Linked DNA regions of Mus musculus: region 2 is linked to region 1. The links are chromatin loops, found by intact Hi-C in ENCODE. Cell type or tissue: heart. All regions are shown on one strand. Each heading gives the region's core, and the rest is flanking DNA. Links, peaks and the distances in the headings are about the cores only.

The links. A loop is a pair of places that touch in the nucleus more often than their neighbours do. Peaks named below come from ENCODE experiments on the same cell type or tissue, not always from the same donor. Only the 100,000 strongest peaks of a DNase experiment are listed, where the experiment ranks them.
Region 2: a loop joins it to region 1, with 2.3 times the contacts of the local background. A loop is called at or near these places in 10 of 42 quality-filtered maps.

What each region holds. Positions count from the first base shown.
Region 1 is chr13:81,756,923-81,767,523 of GRCm38, forward strand. No RefSeq gene overlaps it. Among named protein-coding and RNA genes, the nearest start is that of Cetn3, 21 kb to the right of the region's middle. In heart, for the core only: CTCF peaks have their summits at 3,661 and 5,055 (motif pointing left); no DNase peak of the experiment used is centred there.
Region 2 is chr13:81,705,800-81,716,400 of GRCm38, forward strand. Polr3g (polymerase (RNA) III (DNA directed) polypeptide G) reads right to left here and starts at 5,214. Exons shown (of 8, transcript NM_001081176.1): 1 at 5,059-5,214. It overlaps Mblac2 (metallo-beta-lactamase domain containing 2), which reads left to right and starts at 5,618. Exons shown (of 2, transcript NM_028372.1): 1 at 5,618-6,183. The coding sequence starts at 5,730. In heart, for the core only: a CTCF peak has its summit at 5,352; DNase peaks (open chromatin) are centred at 5,302 and 5,442; H3K4me3 peaks cover 3,428 bases; H3K27ac peaks cover 2,311 bases.

The DNA of each region.
Region 1 (10,601 bases), core at 1,560-9,559:
CTAAAACACAGTATATCTGGCCCAGAAGCAGATAGGAAATGCCTTCTAAAAAGAGTACCTATCGATTTATTCTAGGATTTTCTGAAAGGCACAGAATACATTCTCAACTAGAAAGCTGCAATTTGGGACTCACTTTTAGTCTGATGCTCTCTCCCTGTGGGAGCCCCTCCTTCTATCACACTTCTGTTCCTTGGGAACTCTGCCTCTTGGCCCAGACTAAGGGTCCTCCTCCTTCCTGCTGTCCTTCTGAGCCTTTACTCTAGTTTGTTTCCACTCTTTGTATCGCTTATCTGCAGAAACACTCTCGACAAGGCACCCCACAGCCACTACACTTGTCCATAGTGGGACAACAGCCCCAAAGGAACAAGACAAGATTTATACACAAAGAAACAATACAAACATTGTAACTCTAGATGCCCAGATCCAGTGCAAAAAGAAATACATGAACATGCAATGTGGGATGTTTGCTCCAGAATCCAGCAACTGTGTTGCAATAGGCCCAAAGGAAAGCTACTTAGCTCAAGTCCAAGAGAAGGACTCCTGTAAGTGCCGAAGCTTACTGGGCCAAGGTCACCTGATATGGCCACAAGGTCAGCCGGGAGGGAGCACAGCAAGACTGAGGTTGTGATATTTTATCGAGAGCAATCAGAGTTTTTATACCTTTATTGGAAATACAATATAATGGCAATTGCCAAGATCAATACAGTTGTAACTGTCAGAATACAATAAAGTATGAAAACTATATAGGTTACACAAGATAATATCTAAGACCAATTGTCCTACCAAATTTGGATGATTCCTTGACTACTAAGGGAGAATACAAAGAAACACAAAGCAGCCGGAATGCTTCACTGCCTGAGATAGTGCATTTGTCTCATAGGAACTAGAAGGGACCTTGTGCCCCAGGAGCCATGGACTCTCATCTGAAGAAGAAGAAGGAGGAGGAGGAGGAGGAGGAAGAGGAGGAGGAGGAGGAGGAGGAAGAAGAAGAAGAAGAAGAAGAAGAAGAAGAAGAAGAAGAAGAAGAAGAAGAAGAAGAAGAAGAAGAAGAAGCAACTTATCAAGGTGCAAGAAGTTTACAGAACAGCAAATAAGCCCAGAAAAGAATTTTCCCATGATACCCAGTAATCAAAAGATCAAATATATAAAACAAGGATAGGAACTGAAAACGTTACAAGAGGAAAAGACCAAATCCTACACAAAGGCTGGCCAATTAGGATGACAGCTGGTTGACTGCTCAATGAAGACTCTGGAAGCCAGAGGGGTTCAGTAGATGTCACACAGGGTCTGAGACACCAGGTGCCATTCCAGAGTACTATACCCAACAAAACCATCAATCACAACCAACTGCAGAAAGAAAAGCATTCACCATGAAACCGAGTTTAGGAAATTTCTATCTGGTAGTCCAGCTTTCCAGGCAGTACGAGAAGGGAAATTTCAGCCTGAGGAACTTAACCACACCCAAAGGGACAGGAATAAATAATCCAAGAACAATCAATCAAAAGAGGCAGAGAAATAACCACAGCACAATCACAAAATAATAGGAATCTATTTTAAAAACCCTGCTCAAAATCCAACACCCCTTTGTGATGAAAGTCCTGAAGAGACTAGGGATACAAGAGACATACCTAAACACAATGAAGGGATTTACAACAAAATCACACCCAACAGCAACCTAAATAGAAAGAAACTCTAAGCATTTCTACTACACCAGGAACAAGAAAAGAATATTCATTCTCTCCATAGCTATTCAATATAGCACTCGGAGTCTCAGCTAGAGCTAAAAAAAAAAAAAAAAAAAAAACAAAACAAAACAAAAAAAAAAAACAGCTGAAGGCAATCAAGGGACTGTAAATACAGAAAGAACTTTAAATATTTTTGTTGGCAGATTACCTGTTTAGTTCACGTGAGAGGAAGGAACCACAACTGAGAAAATGCTTCCGTGAGAGCGTCTGAAGACAAGCTGGTGGAGGATTTCCTTAACTAGTGATTAATGGGGTGGGCCCAGCTGCTAATTCTGGGTTCTTTATGAAAGCAGAAGCCGGGCAGTGGTGGCTCATGCCTTTAATCCCAGCACTTAGGTGGCAGAGACAGGTGGATTTCTGAGTTCAAGGCCAGCCTGGTCTACAGAGTGAGTTCCAGGACAGCCAGGGCTATACAGAGAAACCCTGTCTCAAACACACACACACACACACACACACACACACACACACACACACACACACACACACACAATTTAAAAAGAAAGGAAGGGAGGGAGGAAGGAAGGAAGGAAGGAAGGAAGGAAGGAAGGAAGGAAGGAAGGAAGGAAGAAAAGAAAGCAGGCTGGGCAAAGCATGGGGAACAAGGCAAACCCCGGGGGAGCAAGCCAGTAAGCAGCATTTCTCCCCGGCCTCTGCATCAGCTCCTGCCGCTTGGTTCCTGACTTGTTTTAATTTCTGTCCCAACTTCCTTCGATGATGGATTGTGATGTGGAAGCAGAAGCCACACAAACGCTTCCCTCCAGAAGCTGCTTTGGTTTCGTTGTTTATCACAGCAGTCGGAAAGTGGTGCCAGGAGACTGGGCTGTTGCTATGATAGACCTGACCCTGTGGTTTTGGAGGATCTTGGAAGGACTTTGGAAGTTGAGGTGAGAAAAGCTACTGCATGCTCCCAGCTTGGTAAGCTGCTCTGTGGGAGCCCGGAGGAAGAGAATGATAGGAGCCATGCAGAGGATTGCGGTCTGGCGTGAGGAGCTCCTGAGTGGCGTTTGAGATTACATTTAGACCATGGGACCACTGAATCTTTGCTGTTTTAAAGAATCTGTGGCTCAGCTCAGCTGGGTCTGAAGAGTCACCTGTGATAAACAAGAGGCCCGGAACACTGAAATGAAACCTTTGCCTTACTGGGACCGTGGACGGTGGTTAGCTAGAGGCCAGAAATCAGCGGTGATTGAGACCAGCATCATTGAAAGAGTGGTTTGTGGAGAGGAAAGAGAAGGGAGGGATGATGTAATATATTATAATCTCCAAAAGTTAAAAAAAAAATTAAAACTCAAGTTACAAAAGAAGGAAGCCAGAGGGACCTGGCTTCCCTGGTCTCCATCTAGAACCCTCCTGAGAAAGCTGCTTCCAGGTCCCTGCCTTAAGCTGCCTGGCAGGCTCTGTCTCCTGACACCATCAGTACTATGGTCTTGAACCTGAGCTGAGCTCAGAGTTTCATGCAGAATGGCTTCCTGGTGTGTTAGCAGGTGCTGTGCTCAGAGCCAAGGCTATGCTGAGGAAAAACATTGACTTTGTTATGCATTCGATTTTGAATTACTTTTTGGAAGTTGTGTGTTCAGAAATCTTCTGTTACTCCCGGGTATCTTCATGTCCACTGCATTCGATTATGTGACCTCAAAATGGGGATAAAATACAGGGTCTTAATATATGGCAGGAAAACATTGCAAGATTGAGTTGCTCCTAGTTTGAGACTGTTGAATGAAGCCACATCGCACTTAAATTGCAAACCAAGTCAGAGATGAGCTATTTCTTATTTTCTTTGAATTTTTTTGTGTATCTTGTACATCAGCTACTGCCAGTTAAGGAAATCTACTGTCTGCATGGTTACTGAACTTTGCACTCTTCATTATGTAGAGAATCTAGTGCAAACAGTGCCTCCCTGTGGTTTGTCCTAGTATGGCTGGAAGTGGAATGAGACTCTCCAAAGAGGCTGTTCTTCCCAGCGGAGTGCTGGTTATTTGTAAACAACAGTGTTAAGAACCCTGTCTTCCACTTGGAGGTTGTGAAGAGAGGCTCTTGAGTTTAGCAGGCCCTCTGGGGATTTTCTGCTTTGACAAGACTGTTGCTTAGTCCTGGTCTGATCGACTGGAAGGAATGGACAGCTCTTTTGCATTTCAGGAGAAATGGGTAGAAGTTTTACATGAGTTACAAATTAGTTAAATTTATCTGTTAGAGATACACTTTCAGAAATAGAAAAAAAATCACATTTACACTGCTTTGTAGGATATTAAACAGTTGGGCATCTGTCAGCAAAGTTTTTGGGCATCCTTGGTTGTATTTATATGTATACATGTTTTTCAAAGTTTCCTTTAAGCCACTTCTTAATGAATGAGGTGAATAAAGTCTTCCATTTGTGTTCACTTCATATTTGCATGAAAATAAAGATTATTATTGTTTTCACTTTTAAAAGTATTATAATTTAGGGCTGATGAGTCCAGCTACTTTCCCAGAGGTCATGGGTTCGATTCACAGTGCACATATGATAGCTTACAACTCTCTGTAACTCTAGTCCAAAGGTATTTGAGTCCTTTTTCTGGCCTCTCAGGGCAACAGGTATGAACACAGTACATAGTTATGCATCCAGGTAAAACTTCATACACATTAAAAAAGTAGTATAACAATAACATGTTTGATACTTTTATTTTCACATTGAAATACTTTTCATTTAAAAGGCAAGCCAGAAGGCTATCAAATGTATAAGTTTAAATTAGAGAAAATGAATACTATGGTCTGGGCTAGAAGAAGTGAGCATTCCTGCCTTCAACTTTTTGTGTAAAGTAGAAAAGGTGTAATGTGTAAAATCCTCTATGGTAAGAGACCCAACACAGCTGCCATCTGTCTTGATTCCTACGTAGCCTAGTCTGGCTTTGAACTCGGGATCCTACTACCTCGTGCCGAGCGCTGAAATTACAGGTGTGTATCACCACGCCAGGGCCTGATGAAGCTTTTTAATCCAAAAAGTGGAAAAAGATGATGACATTAGGCAGTAAAGAAGTGAAGACAGATTTGAGAGCACTGGTCATCTGTGTTTTTGTGGGAGAGGTCTCCTTTCAGACCTTGTAGAGTAGCTGAAGAGAAGGCATGCTTCTCACCAGTGACTCGGGTGGCTTCTCTGTCTCTGTCGATCAGAAAGGATGTAAACGTGCCATAACCTTGAAACCCCTCTACTTGTAGTTTTCTTTTTTTAGATAGAATCAAAGAATAGTCCTTTGGCAGCATTTAAAATATAATCATTTCCTAAGGAGCGAATTCGCTAGTGGTTTTACAAAAGAAACGAGGATAGTGCCATCTAGTGGTTTAATTGAAGAAATCCAGTTACGCAGCCCGCTTCCCTTCCTAGTAAGTTTGGCTTAGTTTCCTCCATGAGGATAGATCTGACATGAAAGCATCTGCAGAAGTATCACAGCACCTCTCGAATCAGTACTGCAGACCCGGCCATTCATCAATCTTTTTTCAGGCCATATTCCCTATTAAACTCAGAGGAATATGACTCAGAACACACAAGATCTTTCCACAATTGAAAATACTTACAAAGTACCATGATTAATTGAAGAGATTTTTTTAAGACGCTAAAAGATTAAACAAAAACTAAATTGGCTAAATTAATATTTACAAAAATTAAAATAATTAAAATAAAACCTATGTATGTAATATGCAAACAATTATTTATACTTATGGCTGTACAGTAATGTTTCCTGAAGACTGTCAAAGCTAAGTTCTTTTGATTGAATTGAATACATTCATTAGGGCTGGAGAGATAGCTCTGGAAAGGCACCCATGCCGCAGAGCTTGATAATTGAGTCCAATCTCCAGGACATACATAGTGGGAGAAGAAGAAAGACTCTCACAAACTGTCCTCCCTGCAAGTGCCGTGGCCATGACATTTGCATGCACATGCACAGAGTCCAAAATAGATAGTTTAAAAAATTCTTCATTACAGCAAGAGTGCATTAAAATAATATTCCACTAAATATTATCCATAATTGAATTGTATTATAAAATACTTCTGTAGTACTGTCTAATAAGCTTGACATACCTAAGCATTTAAATATCTATCATTCTAGCAAAATAGTAATATATAAATCCAGATAAGTCACTAGTAATAATATTTACTTTCCTTATTAATATAAGCTTTTTTTCCTCTGTAAAAGAGAGTCACTCCATTCTATTGGAGGTCTATTTAATTTTTTTTTCTTTTTTCGAGACAGGGTTTCCTCTGTGTAGCCCTGGCTGTCCTGGAACTCACTCTGTAGATCAGGCTGGCCTCGAACTCAGAAATCGGCCTGCCTCTGCCTCCAGAATGCTGGGATTAAAGGCGTGCGCCACCACCGCCCGGCTCTATTTAATTTCTGATGAAGTGCCTTGACTCTACTTTTCAAGCAAAATTTAGACTTTTGGAAGCAAAGAGCTTAGCCAGGATTAATCAGGAAAGAACTTCTTTCTCAGTCATACGCTGGAGAGTTCTGTCATGCTGTCTGTCCATCCAGCCTGGGACAGAGCAGACTCTGGCTCTTTAGTGGCATTTTCTAGGACAGATTTAAGAGTCGAGGAGAGGTAAAGAACTAAACAAGAAGAGAGGCGCTCGGCTTATGGACCACAATGCTTCTTATACTTTCTACTCTGAAGATGGATCAGAGGCAGAGGCCCTGATACTTTACTCCTGGACAGCTCCTATAGGAGTGGGAAGGTGTATGCTAGTCTTCATCCTGCAGGCCTCTCGACGGTGCTCACGGAGTCTTCTAAGATGCAGAGGATAAGAGTGGAACCCTAGGACATGCATACATGGTGGTGGCTGACAGCCCATCAGTGTCATCTAGGTTTCTACTGTAGTAGTAGTAGAAGAAGATGGTGGTTAGACAACGGACTTTATTTAGATGTACTAAATAATATACATTTATTTATTTATACAAAATGAAAACTGATGAAACTAAATCATGAAAATATAGCTAATTTCAAGGGCTGTTTGTGGAGAGTTCTGATAACTGTCTTGTCACGGTGTAAATAAACATAAGGGGAGGTATCCGTTTGTAGAATGCTTTTCTTCAGGTCAATTGTATGATATGTAGATACTTTTGTTAGGAGGCATAATGTTAAAAGTACTGAACTTTTGTCTAAGGATAAGGCTCAGTGTTGAGTACTTCCAGAGTGTGTGCGAGGAGCCCGATCTAGTCCATGGTGCCACAAAAACACACAAGCAAAAGAAAACAAAACAGCTTTCAGCCTTGACCTTCCTCAAACAATGAGGACAATTGCTCTGCCATCTTTGTTTTCTTAGAACACTCTCCCTGGCCCTCTGATACCTGATTTTGTGAATTAGCCTCCCAGGCTCCAATGACCAAACTAATAAGACTAAAGACCATTTTGGAAGAGATTGTGAGGCAACCAAGGGTGAAAATGTTGAACAACTGGCCAGATTTAATAGCCACTTAGCTACAGAACTGGCAGATGGCCAATGAGATTTAACACTTACACTCCCAAGGGATGCAGAGTGCACCTTTAATATACTTTATCGCCACAGGTATCAACTTGGTGAAAAGCAGTGTGAAATGGTGGAAATATTCAAAGCACATTTTTTTTTTTATTGATTAAAACATTACTTGCAGAGCACCAAATGCATGTTAGGACTGATGACAGGCACCAGAACTCCAAAAATCGGTGCCCTCTGCTTTAGGAAATCTGTTGCGCAATCAGACGACTGGTAGACACTGGTGTAGCTACAAATCATCTATGAACTTCTCAACAATGCAAATGTTCCACATCTGCTTATAAAGAATAATGATGCAATTAGCATGATGGATTATAAATGCATATTTATAATGCTGTAACTGCATATTTATAATGCAAGCTGTAAGATTTATGTCGTTGTTGCTGTTGTTTTGAGACAGTGTCTCACAATGTAGCCCAAGCTGGCCTGGAACTTGCAGTATTTTGCTTCCAAGTGCTAGGATTACAGACAGGTGCCACCATGCTTGATGTAAGTGGTGCATTTTAAGACATTCACAGAGACACTACCTGATAGGCGGTTCAGACCACAAGAGAAAGGTGACGGTAGGGACCTCTTTTCAAAGAAACTGACAGTACCTTGAATTTCTGAATAAGAACTAGGCTTATTGAGGAAAGAGAGGGAAGTTGGACAGTGGCTTCAGAGGATGAGAAAGTGTGGAACGTAATAAGCACTGTGCTAGGTCTGGGATTTAGGAGTTGAGAGAAAGATAGGAGGAAGATGAGATTGAAGAAGAGAAAGGGGAGAGGTGTGGAGGTGGAGAAGGCTGCAGGGGGAACTGAGTTAGGGAGGGACGGAACCATGGTAGAGGAGAGTGTGGGTGGGGGAGAGGTGTGGAGGTGGAGAAGGCTACAGGGGGAAACTGAGTTAGGGAGGGACGGAACCATGGTAGAGGAGAGTGTGGGTGGGGTTTTGGTTCCACAGCTCAGGAGCAGTGTGTCGTCCTCTACTTTCCTCTCCTTGTACAGACTCTGCTTTGGCCTTCTTCAAGCTCATTGCTTTGTGTTTAAACAGCTGTGCCTTAGATCGGCAGTCACACTGTTCTAGGGACATACATCATCTCACTAGGACAAATGTCATCACCAGCCCATGCTTAGTCCTTATCTTCCTTTCAGGAGCTGATGGTAGCCTTAAAAGGCACTTCTTCTGGTCACTCAGCTTTCTACCTTAAGCCCCGGGGCTTTACATAGAAATTATTTCTCTGAACTCTAACCTGTGCAAAACCTGTGGTCAGGTCCTGGCAGAAGTATTATGGTGTTGATATTCCCAGAACAAAGTCAGCCAGCGAGTTTGAAGTTCCCAACTGTTCAGTGAGAAAAGCAATGGTGGCCACTAAATAGCCATTGTTGTTAGTGGTTTCTCCCTTCCCTGCCTCACTGTTTCCTGGGATCAAGTAACCAATTTGTACTCAAATCTTGCCTTGGAATTTGCTCTGGGGCACACCCAAAGAAAGGTAGTAAATCTCCTAAAAACCCAGAGAAAACAGGAAAAAGCAGCTTTTTGCCATTTATACATGTGCAGGTGAATACTTGGAAAGATTAATTCAGTTGTCTGGATCACTTAGCTGGTAAATACTAAAAACGCAGATTTGAATCTAAATCAAGTGTTCTTAACACTAAACTTCTCTGCCAATTCCAAGTACCAAGATGCAAAGTTAGCCTCATTGTTGTGCTATGAAAGCCAGGGGCAGTCTGTCTGTCAGTTTGTTCTAAGGTACCAGGAAACTGACTAGTATTTTCATATTCTGATTGTGATTATCATAACTGTTGAACTTGAGACATATCTGCTAGCTCCTTATGCCTTTTGTTGCTCACTTTAGTAGGCTGAAAATTCATCTTGTAGTTTCTTCCCCTTGCAGAGAATGGCAGTCACAGAGAATTTAAAAGCTGAAGGGATCACTTATTTGCAGTCAACCACAATTGAATACTAGAAAGTAGTTCAGCTCATTATGTATTCTTAATCTGTTCCTATACTGGTCAGACACACACACACACACACACACACACACACACACACTCACACGCACCCCTTTCCCATAACACTTTCTTGGTGTGCTTTTTCTTGAGTAAGAATATGAGGTGCAAATGAGTGAAGAAGAGAAATGGAAACGAAGAAGAATTATATCTAAAACTCCCGAGCAGCCCAGAATTTCTTCTCCTTGTCCATGACCAACTGAAGTGACTCATGTGGCTTCATGTGTGTAGGAAATCACTGGAGGGGGTGGGGCGGGGGGCGGGCAGATCTGATCTCAGCTCCTTCACCAAGTGGCTGTGTGGCATTGAGCAGATCACCTCACTCCTCAAGGTCTTTGTTGCTCTCTGAAGAAGGAGGAGGAGGAGGAGGAAGAGGAGAAGGAGGAGGAGCTGATGGTGATGGTGATGGTGGTGGTGGTGGTGAAGGAGGAGGAAGAGGAGGGAGAGGAGGAGAACTACAAGAGTTCAAATGTAGTGTGCTGCCTGTTTCAGTAGTTCTGTGGGTCTCTCACTCTGAGATAGCTCGCATCAAGGCTGAAGGAGAAGCAGCATTGCCTGCAGTATTCCACTTTACACTCTACAGAAATTGTGGCCTACTAAATTCACATGTTTGCTTTTGCTTCCCCTGTCATGCAGAATGTCCTTCTCTTACAGAAGTTCAAGCCGATCTTTAAAATTCTTAATGATTACAGAAATAATCGGGCCCGCCCCTGCATCCCTAAGTATTTATTATCACAGCACTCATGCATGTGGCACTTAGCATTTATAGCACAAGACAACCCTGTGAGAGACCTTTCAGTGGGCATAGACTATAGTTTAATTGCTGGAGAAGTGGTTTGAAGTATAGTTCTCAACATGGGGTGGAAAAATCACATTGAGAATTACTAATCTAAGTCTGTGCTCCTTTCTTCCTGATCAGATGCATGCTAGCATGCCATACACTGCAGGATGAAGATAATTAGTATATAAATGAATTCAAATACCCATATACTCCATAATGCACAAAATGAAACAGTACCTTGCAGTGGGAGAAGGGACTCAGAAACAGGAGATCATAATTCCCACCTGCAGGGGGCAGCAGCGCCTCGACTGTGAGGGTTCAGAGCCTATGCGCTGGATCTTGCTTCTTTAAGAAAAGCCCCACACTGAAAGTCTTTGTTCTTTGTTCCTGATTTTATAATGTTAGCAACAAAGCCAAGTATTTTAAAAATACCCATTTAAGGTCTTCTTTGGTGGTAGGTGGCCTCTTAGGCTATGATCACTTCTTCAGTCCAACAGTCTTTCGAACGGTGTCTAATTCTCCCTAGGCATCACTAAACCAGCTTTGTGATCCAGAAAACTAACTTGACAGGGTCACCTGTC
Region 2 (10,601 bases), core at 1,582-9,581, 51 kb before region 1:
TCCCTTAGCACATTAGTAAATTTATAGTTTTTTAAAATTATTATTCAAGACAAAAAAATTCACATGGCAGTTGGAATGATGTCTTTGACATTTCCTTCCTTCTAATTCTAGAACGTCTCCCGTTCTGTTATTCTTACTATTTACTTATGGAAAAGACTAGATGGCTGTCCTGTAATACACACATCATCAGAGCACAAAGGCGCATGCAAATGCTTATGTTCGGATGGTCCTGAACAAGGCCCAAGGACTTTCTAACATACTTCCCCAGGGACAGCAATGTATCTGAGCACAGCTCAGAATCAGTAACAACCTCCCAGATTCTGGGTTGGAAAAATCACACACCTAGGTAGTTTAATGCATTCCTTTGACTATGATTTCCAATGAACAGGTACACTAGCCGCTAATTCAGAGTTTGGATTGACTTCTGCTACTAGGATAGTTAATACTGTCTTCAGCCTTGCAGTGGTGACGCACGCCTTTAATCCCCGCACTGGGGAGGCAGAGGCAGGCGGATTTCTGAGTTCGAGGCCAGCCTGGTCTACAGAGTGAGTTCCAAGATAGCCAGGGCTATATATACAGAGAAACCCTGTCTTGAAAAAAAAAATAGAAATACTGTCTTCCCACTGCATCACTCAGGATGGTCTGTGGGTGAATTACTACCAGTCTGTCTTGTTTAGTGTAGGATCTGCTTGCTCATCAGCACCACCTACGTGTGTCTACATCTGCTATTCCACCGTAGATTGCAAAATGTCGATATACATTTTTTTAAAAGCCTGCAGACTTGAGTGATGCATATATTTTTATAATTTTTCCATTTTGCTGATTGGAACTCTACTAGGGGTTGACTGTGCTCATACACGAGTTACCTTAAAAACAAAATCCATTAGGAAATTCATTTTCATTTCAAAGCTCATTCCATCTGTCTACTCTAAAAGACGTAAAATATCACAATGGCTTCATTCCCATTGCTGAGTCACTCTACCATGCTGATTCTACAGAAAGCTGGTCTTTCAAGTAGGACCTCTGCTGAGTAAAGGGGCTGACACCTTTGCTCAGCACCTGTAGGAGCCCAACAGGCAGGGACAAGACCACTGTGCTACCTGCCAGTCTAGAATATGTCACTAACTAGAGATTAGAAATAAATCTAGGAAAAGTTTACCAAACTTGCTTGATCAGAGGAATTAACTGGGAGATAAAAAATATAAATATAAAACATATTGAGTCCTGGGGAACACTTAGTTCTCAAACCTAATAAGCCAACATCTTTGAAGTTGGGCCCTGGAAATGGTTTGGGAAATTCACTCTAAGAGTATCTGACTTAACACTGTTTAATGGAATATTGTCCCAGAAATAAGCTCTGCAGACTCCAACTTCCTATTTTTATCTTGCAGTCATTGGGCATAAACTGATAACAACAGTAAATGTATCCGGCAGAGAATCCAATGCTAGCTTTTGAGACACATTGGTTACAAGGCGCACTGCCTACAAGCCATCCTACAGTTTGATGTCGCAGACAGGGTGCTCCCGTATATACAACACTTGGTTTCTTTTCTTTTTCTTTTTTTTTTTTTAATTTGGATATTTTCTTTATTTACATTTCAAATGTTATCCCCTTTCCAGGTTTCCCTCCCTCCCGGAAACACCCAATCACATCAACAGTGGGGAGGTGGGAGTGGGTGGAGGAACACTTGGTTTCTAAATTCATTTTCTTCCCCTGTAGCCAGAGACTGAATGGTGAAAGGAAAGGTTCACAAGTGAGGCCTAGGCGCCAATCACTTAAATCCTTATTTGATGTATTTATCTAATACATTGATTTTTTTTTTTTCTCAACCTGTCAGACTTTTTCAAGGGAAGGTGTGTGGCTGGGAGAAGAGGGGTTGAACCCAGAGCTTCACACACACACTGGTAAACGTCCACTACTAAACTTTAGTCTCAGTCTTCTAATTTCTATTTATTTACATATTTACTTCTTGAGGACAGACTTGATAGTTTCCCAGTGTGGACTTGAGCCCTTTCTACAGCCTAGGCAGGCCTTGAATTTATATCCTTCTGCTTCAATGTCCTTAATAGATGGGACATGGCCCCAGCTCCCAAACTTTGTGAATGAAGAGTTTTTTATTTCTCGATTTCCTCATTACCCAAATTTGTTTAGAACGGCCTAATCCAACTCAGTCATTTACTCAACTAGCTTTGATCCTTTTGGTCAGGCACCGAGCAACTCTTAATTCTTCCTTCAAAGCATCCGCTCCTTTGAGATATGTTGGCATCTCTATATACAATAAGTGACCCATTCCAAGGCTTCATTATTTGGTCCTGGCTAAACGAAGAATCACAGTAGATTCAACCTCCTTGCTTTGTAGAAGAGGAAATGGTTATAAAGGTCATCTGATCTCATCTCAAACAATTCCTACCAAAGGTGAGCGTACACAGGCGGAGGAAGGCCTTTCAATGCCCTACCTATATTTTACTTCTGGGAACACATGTCTAAAGTCATTGACAACCTATTTTTTTGTTTGTTTGTTTTTCCGAGACAGGGTTTCTCTGTAGAGCTCTGGCTATCCTGGAACTCACTTTGTAGTCCAGGTTGGCCTTGAACTCAGAAATCCGCCTGCCTCTGCCTCCCACGTGCTGAGATTAAAGGCGTGCACCACTACTGCCCGGCAACAACCTATTTTTTTAATCCCAGATCAATGAGGGAAATTGGCAACTGCAAAAAGTTCTGAATTTCAAAATCTTAAAATGTGTGTGGGTATGTGCGGAGAAATGCAGGTGCCCAGGCAGGTCAGAAGAGGATGCCAGGCCATCAGGGCTTGTGAGCCACTCGCTGTGGTCGCTAGGAACTGAACTCGGGTCGTCTTTCCAGCCCCAAATCTGAAATCGAAAACACTAGATCGACAAAGCAGCACTGCCACCATCACCTCAGGATGCTGCCTGACTGCCAGCTCAGAGTCCTGCCTCAAAACTTCCGTTCAGAATCTGTTCCAAGAGATCTGAAAATGGGCGTTGTTCAAGTCTCTCCAAACCAACTGTACACATAATCTCCTGGAAGATGGTGCGCTCACCTCTGCAATTCTTCCTAGATCTAAAATGTTGTGAGTTATAATTGTGACTGAAATGTAACATCCTCTTGTACACACAACCTTGCTCATTTAAATGTTCAAGTAGCTGGAGGCCAGGGGAGACAGCGAAAGCCAAGTCACAGTATCTTTCTGAAGAATGACCTAAACTTGCTCTAATCACGAGCCTGACTCATTCCACTCTGGCTGTCTCCTTTGATCACCTAACAGAAGACTATTAGCAGTGTGTTCTCTATTATTCCCCTTTTTTCTGCGTTAGCTCAGGCCTTTAACATCGACCCTCTGAAACATCGTAGGCATTTTATGTCCAGATAATTGTTATGTCCCTAACAATTCATCTCATCAATTTAACAGAAGGCTAATCGTCTGATATGTCATTCTCTTCAATTAACAGAGCTTAGGACATTTAACTTCTGCTTCTCACCAAGTAACTATCCACTGAGGTCTTGATAAAGACCCAACTCTAAGCCTAACCTCTGGGCCAAACCATCCTCTCACTGTTGGAAATACAGAGGCAAACAAAATAACATCTCTGCTTTTAATGGAGTTTACGATCGAGTATGGGAAGTGGGCAAAATATACTTTAGAGAACCTGTCAGAACCTGATAGGTGGTGTGAAAATGAAGCAGGAACCAGGCCAGAAAAACTAGTTGAAGAAGTTCTGCCTCTCTCAGGACTGTCTGAGCTTAAATGTAATTACGATGAGAAGCAGAGTCATACTGAAAAGTAGAAAACAAAGTGTCATTGGGAACTGTAGGTCCAAAGGACTCTAGAGCCTGCCACAAGCCAGATAGTCATCTCTGAATTCTTTCTGAGCTTATGGCCAAGAAACAACACTGTGCCATCTTACCGAGTGGCCCCCTTCTGCAGCAAAAACAAAGTACAGAGGGCACTGTGTTTCTCTGCAGAAAATGCATTCGATAAGGCCAGTGCAATCATTCACTAGTCCATCTATAAGTAGAATCCAATTTTTGCATTTTTTTTGCATTATATAACAAGTATTTGTGTACAGGTGTTAGCTTCCTCAGATTCTCGAGAACTCACATCAGACTTTTTTTTGTTTTTAAACAGTTTTCTGCTTGTCACACACCATTTAGCTGAGGCACTCGTGCTAAGAATGGTCCCAACTGCATAACCGATGAGATTAGCAAAATACTCAAAAGGGCAGTGACCTGCTCCTACACCCACCAGAGAGTTTTGGAGTGTTGGAAGTACAGTTCTCCCTCTAGGAAACTTATTAGGAGATACCACAGTAAGAATCTTCCTAATTATCCTTTATAATGCTCTCCCGTGGGTCTCTTTATAATTTCTGAAGGTTAGTCAAATTCTCAAAGGGATTTCTTAATCCGAAATAGATGTATCAATAGCTAGTGGTTGGGTGCAAGCGCAGGGACTTGATACTGACAGTGGGGGTGATTTCTGGTGGCTTGCAAGGCCACACCCAGTCCCTATCCACTTTTCATGTCCCCTCAAAGTGCTCCGCCTTTCCTTAAGCTCTAACTTTCTCTGCTCTCTTCAAAGAGCAAAGAACCACCCAGAACTATGACGGCCATTTAGGTTTTTCTTTTTAAAGAAAAATTTTATCACCAACCCCTCTCCTCACTATCAAGGGTGCCAACAATTAAGAAAACAGAAGCGACGGTAAGTATGCCCTTATCAGCAAACTGCCGCCAAACTTTGAATGAAGAAAAAACACAGTCGTCAGATTTGCATAGTCTTCTCTTGTAAGAGGATAAACTCCCTTCTTTCTCACTGAGAACAAACCCACCGGAAAGCTGGGAGATCTGGCTACGAAAACTTTAAACGGTTTGGAAGACCGCAGCAGCAGCTTTGGGGAGGTAGGGATACTTCCCAAAGTCACTCCAGAGGGGCTTTCATGAATGTTGGCTCCGGATACCCGGCCACCACGTTCTCCACGTGCCCCATCAACTCCCTTCTACCCTCTTCACCTCCTGCCCAGAACGGGATAGCTTCCAGTTACCTGCTAGCCAAGTCTCGAGGCTTGAGCACACGGTGCAGCAGAGGAAGCAAGAAAGCCGGCAGCCCCTCCAGCAAGGAGCCGCAGATTCTACCTCCGGAGTAGCGCGCCCCACACCGCACGCGGCTACGGCGCAGCAGAGCGCACTGGAAGCCCCGCCCACTCCCGCGAGGCCACACCCCCGGAAGAGAGCTTTTTAGCCCTTGGCAGGCGCCGTAGTCAGCCTCCAACAGGCTCGGCCTCACTCTGGGCTCCGGCGGCGAGTGCACAGCCCCCCGCTGCCCGTGTGGGGGCGGTCCTGTGTGTCGCTTCCCACGCATCTCTCCCGGCCCCTGCAGTAGAACCCCGAGCAGGGCAGCATTGCCCGGTGTCTCCTCCCCGCTTCAGCAGCCTGCGTTACTGCCTTGGTGCTGCGGCTGCAGAAGCTGCGGCAACTGGGGTGCAGCCTGCGCTCTGCGGCTCGGACGGGAGGGCGCGGAACAGGTGATCTGGGCAGTGTCGCAGCGTCCTATCCACGCTCCCTTCCGCATCCCCGCCCCTCGATCGCACCTCCTCCGGAGCTGAGAGTAGCTCCTCCGGCTCTGCAGCAACAGCAGCAGCAGCAGCAGCAGCGAGTCCTGGACTGCCTGTGGGAGGCACACCCACCTAGCCCGGCCGCACCCCTGCGCAGCAGCATGTCGGCGCTCGAGTGGTATGCCCACAAGTCTCTGGGCGATGGCATCTTCTGGATTCAAGAACGGTTCTACGAGTCAGGCAACCGGGCCAACATTTGGCTGGTGCGCGGCTCGGAGCAGGACGTGGTGATAGACACTGGCCTGGGGCTGCGCAGCCTTCCGGAGTACCTCTACTCCTCTGGCCTCTTGCAGGATTGCGGGTCTAAAGAGGATGCAGGACGCCGGCCACTGCTGGCCGTGGCCACCCACGTGCACTTCGATCACTCCGGCGGTCTCTATCAGTTCGACCAGGTGGCTGTGCACCGCGCCGAGGCCGAGGCCCTGGCTCGCGGGGACAACTTTGAGACCGTGACCTGGCTTTCTGACAGCGAGGTGGTGCGGGCGCCCAGCCCTGGCTGGAGGGCCAGGCAGTTCCGAGTGCAGGCAGTGCAACCCACCCTCATTCTGCAGGATGGTAATGGGCCCCGCGGGCGTGCGCTGTCACTGAGGGAGGGGCTTGGAGAGCGTGTACAGCATGTTACAGACCTCCTTGGCACTGTTGGGGTACAGTGCGGGAATACTCTGTTTCACCCTTTGCTGCGTGGAAGTCAGCTTAAGCAGAGACTAGGCCCTGGCAGGCTTCTCTGTCCGGAGATGCGCGCTGCTGCTGTGTGGCTGTCTCTTTGAAAGCTCACACCATCCCCAGTCAGTCAGCTACAGTAGTAACACTGCAGAGACTTGTGACTGGAGATTTTCCATTCTTTTCCCAAGTACCGGTTGAACATTTTCAGCTTTTGTAACGAGTAGGCTTTTAAGCAATGGCACCTTGGGAAGAGTGTTAGGCTCTGTGCTTTGAAAACTGCTGACTTCATCTGCCTCCTCACTTCACTGCATAGTGCCTATCCGGTCCACCTGTAGGCTTGGAAAGCTTTGGTTCCGTTTCATCCATCCTGACCTTTCGGATGGATTTGTTTGCTTATTGCCTCACAAGAAAAAAAAAAAAAAAGGCTTGACAGTGAACATAAAATATAGAAATATGACAAATATCTGGTCTGGATGAGAGCAAGGCCTAGGAAAGATCAATAAGGGAGTTGTTTCCGGTGGAGAAAGTGTGTGTGTTAATGAGGACTTCATTCTCTTGGTCCTAAGCAATTGATAGATTGGAGCAAAATAGACAGGGTCCCAGTCCCTTTCCCCTCATGCTGGAACTGCACTAACTGAACTGATTAGCAACAGCAGCAATATTTGATTTATCAATTTTATATTTTTGTCTTAGGATTTATTTATTTATTTACATCCCCAAAACTACTCCTGCTCCTGCTCCCTCCCTCACAGAGTCTCTCCTCCCATCCCCTCTTCTCTTCTCCTCCGAGAGGGTGGAGGCCCCTCTGGGTACCCCTCCCCCCAACACAGCACATAATCAAGTCTCTGCCAGATTAGGTGCATCCTCTCTCACTGAGGCCAGATAGGGCAGCCATGGAGCCTGAGGTGCTTGCCTGCTACCTATGTGCCTGGAACCTCTTTTCAGTCTGTGTGTTCTTTGGTTGGTGCTTCAGTCTCTGAGTGCCCCTAGGTTAGTTGACTCTCTTGGTCTTGCGCTGGAGCTCCCTTCCCCTTCTGGGCCTTCATTCTTCCCCCAACTCTTCCATAAGAGTCCCAGACCACCGTCCAATGTTTGGCTGTGGGTATCTGCATCTGTTTCAGTCCACTGCTGGATAGAGACTCTCAGAGGACAGGTATGCTAGGCTCCTGTCTGCAAGCATAACAGAGTATCATTCATTAATAACGTCAGGGATTAGTGCTTGTTCATGGAATTTTTCTATCCCTGCATTTCCTTTAGACAGGATAAATTTGGGGTCAAACTTTTGTGGGTGGGTTGATGTCCTTATCCCGCCACTGAGAGTTTTGTCTGGCTACAAGAGGTGGCCTCTGCTAGTTTCATGTCCCCACTGTTAGGAATCTTGGCTAAGCTCACCCTCATTGACTTTCTGGGAGCCTCCTCTATGGGACACCCTAGAGATTCTCCCCTCCCCCAACTTACACCCCCATCCCCACAGCTGAAGATTTACATTCATTCTCCTGGCCCTCTGACCTTCTCTCCTGTCTATCCCTGTACTTGATCCTACCCCACCCCACCCCTCACACCATTCTGTGTACTTCTTGAGTACATACCATGCATGTCCTTTTGGGTCTGAGTTACCTCACTCAGGATGATATTTTCTAGTTCCATCCATTGGCCTGTAAAATTCATGATGTCCTTGGTTTTTGGTTTTTTTGTTTGTTTTTTGTTTTTGTTTTTGTTTTTGTTTTGAGACAGGGTTTCTCTGTGTAGCCCTGGAACTCACTCTGTAGACCAGGCTGGCCTCAAACTCAGAAATCCGCCTGCCTCTGCCTCCCAAGTGCTGGGATTAAAGGCGTGTGCCACCACACCTGGCTTGATGTCCTTGTTTTTAACAGTAGGGTACTATTCATTTGTGTAAATGAACCACATTTTCTGTATTCATTCTTCAGTTGAAGGACATCTGGGTTGGTTCCAGTTTCTGGCTCTTATGAATAAAGCTGATATGAACATAGTGGAGCATGTGACCTTGTGGTATGTTGGAGCATCTTTTGGGTATATGCCCAGGAGTGGTATAGCTTGGTGATATAGGTAGAACTATTTCCAGTTTTCTGAGAAACAGACACATTGATTTCTAGAGTGTTTGTCCAAGTTTGCAATCCCACTATCAATGGAGAATGTTCCTCTTTTTCCACATCCTCTCCAGCATGTGCTATTGCTTGTGTTTTTGACCTTAGCCATTCTGACTGGTGTAAGGTAGACTCTCAGGGTTGATTTGATATGCATTTCCCTGATGATTAAGGATATTGAACATTTCTTTAAGTACTTCACAGACTTTCAAGATTCTTCTGTTGAGAATTCTCTGTTTAGCTCTATACTCCATTTTTAAAGATTTATTATTATACATAAATACACTGTAGTTATCTTCAAACATTCCAGAAGAGGGCATAAGATCTCATTATGGGTGTTTGTGAGCCACTATGTGGTTGCTGGGATTTGAACTCAGTACCTTCAGAAGATCAGTCAGTACTCTAACCCACTGAGCCATCTCTCATGCCCCTATACTCCATTTTTTAATTGGGTTATTTCGTTTGTTAGAGTTTAACTTCTTGAGTTCGTTATATATTTTGGATATTAGCCCTCTGTCAGATGTGGAGTTAGTGAAGATTTTTTTCCAATCTGTAGGTTGCTGATTTGTCCTATTGGCTATGTCTTTTGCCTTACAGAAGCTTTTTCATTTCATGAGGTCCTATTTATCAATTCTTGATCTTAGAGCCTGAGCCACTAGTGTTTGGTTGATGAAATTGTCTCCTGTACCAATGTAAGGCTATATCCCACTTTTTCTTATATTAGATTTACTGTATCCAGTTTTATGTTGAGGTCCTTGATCCACTGGAACTTGAGTTTTGTGCAGGGAGATAAATATGGATCTATTTTCCTTCATCTACATGCAGACATCTACATGCAGACATCCAGTCAGAACAGCAGCATTTGTTGAAGATGCTTTCTTTTTTCCATCATATGGTTTTAGCTTCTTTGTTGAAGACTAAGTGTCCATAGGTGTGTGGGTTCCTATCTGGGTCTTCTATACTATTTTACTGATCAACCTGTCTGTTTTTGTACCAGTACCATGGTTTTGGGTTTTTTGTTTTTGTTTGTTTGTTTGTTTGTTTGTTTGTTTTATCACTACTGCTCTGTAGTAGAGCTTGAGGTCAGGAATGGTTATTTCTCCAAAGGTTCTTTTCTAGTTCAAGATTGTTTTGACTATCCAAGGTTTTTTGGTTATCCATATGAAGTTGAGAATTGCTCTTTCAAGGTCTGTAAAAAATGTGCTGGGATTTTGATGGGAATTGCATTGATTTTGGTAAGATGGCCATTTTTACTATTTTACTACTGATCCATGAGCATGGGAGATCTTTCTGTCTTCTCATATGTTCTTCAATTACTTTTTTCAGAGACTTAAAATTCTTATACAGATCTTTCACTTGCTTGTTTAGTGTTACATGAAAAATTTTATATTATTTGTGGATATTGTGGAGAGTGTTGTTTCCCTAATCTCTTTCTCTGCCCTTTTATCATCTATATAAAGGAAGGCTACTGATTTCTTTGAGTTAATGTTATATCCAGCCAGTTTGCTGAAGTTGTTTATTAGCTGTAGGAGTTCTCTGGTAGAATTTTGGGGATTGCTTATATAGACAATCATATCATCCATGACTAGTAATACCTTGGCGTCTTCCTTTCCAATTTGTATGCCCTTGATCCCCTTTGTTGTCAGGTTTCTCTAACTATGACTTACAGTACTATATTAAATAGTTAGAAGGAGAGTGGGCAGCCTTGTCTTGCTTTTGGTTTTAGTGCGATTGCTTTAAGTATCTCTCCATTTAATTTGATATTAGCTGTTGGTTCACTGTATATTGCTTTTATTATGTTTAGCTATGTCTCTTGAATACCTCACTTTTCCAAGACTTTTAACATGAAGGGGCGTTGTATTTTGTCAAAGGCTTTTTCAGCATCTAATGAGATGATCACATGAGTTTTCTTTCAGTTTGTTTATATGGAGGATTATTTTGATGAACTTCTGTATATTGAATCATCCCAGCATCCCTGGGATGAAGCCAACTTGATTGTGGTGACTAATGTTTTTGATGTATTCTTGGATTTTGTTCCTAGAATTTTATTGAGTATTTTTTTTTCATCAGTGTTCATAAGAAAAACTGATCTAAAGTTCTCTTTCTTTGTTGAGTTGTTATGTGGTTTGGGTATCATGGTAAGTGTAGCCTCATAGGGTGAATTAGGTAGTGTTCCTTCTGCTTCTATTTTGTGAAATAGTTTGA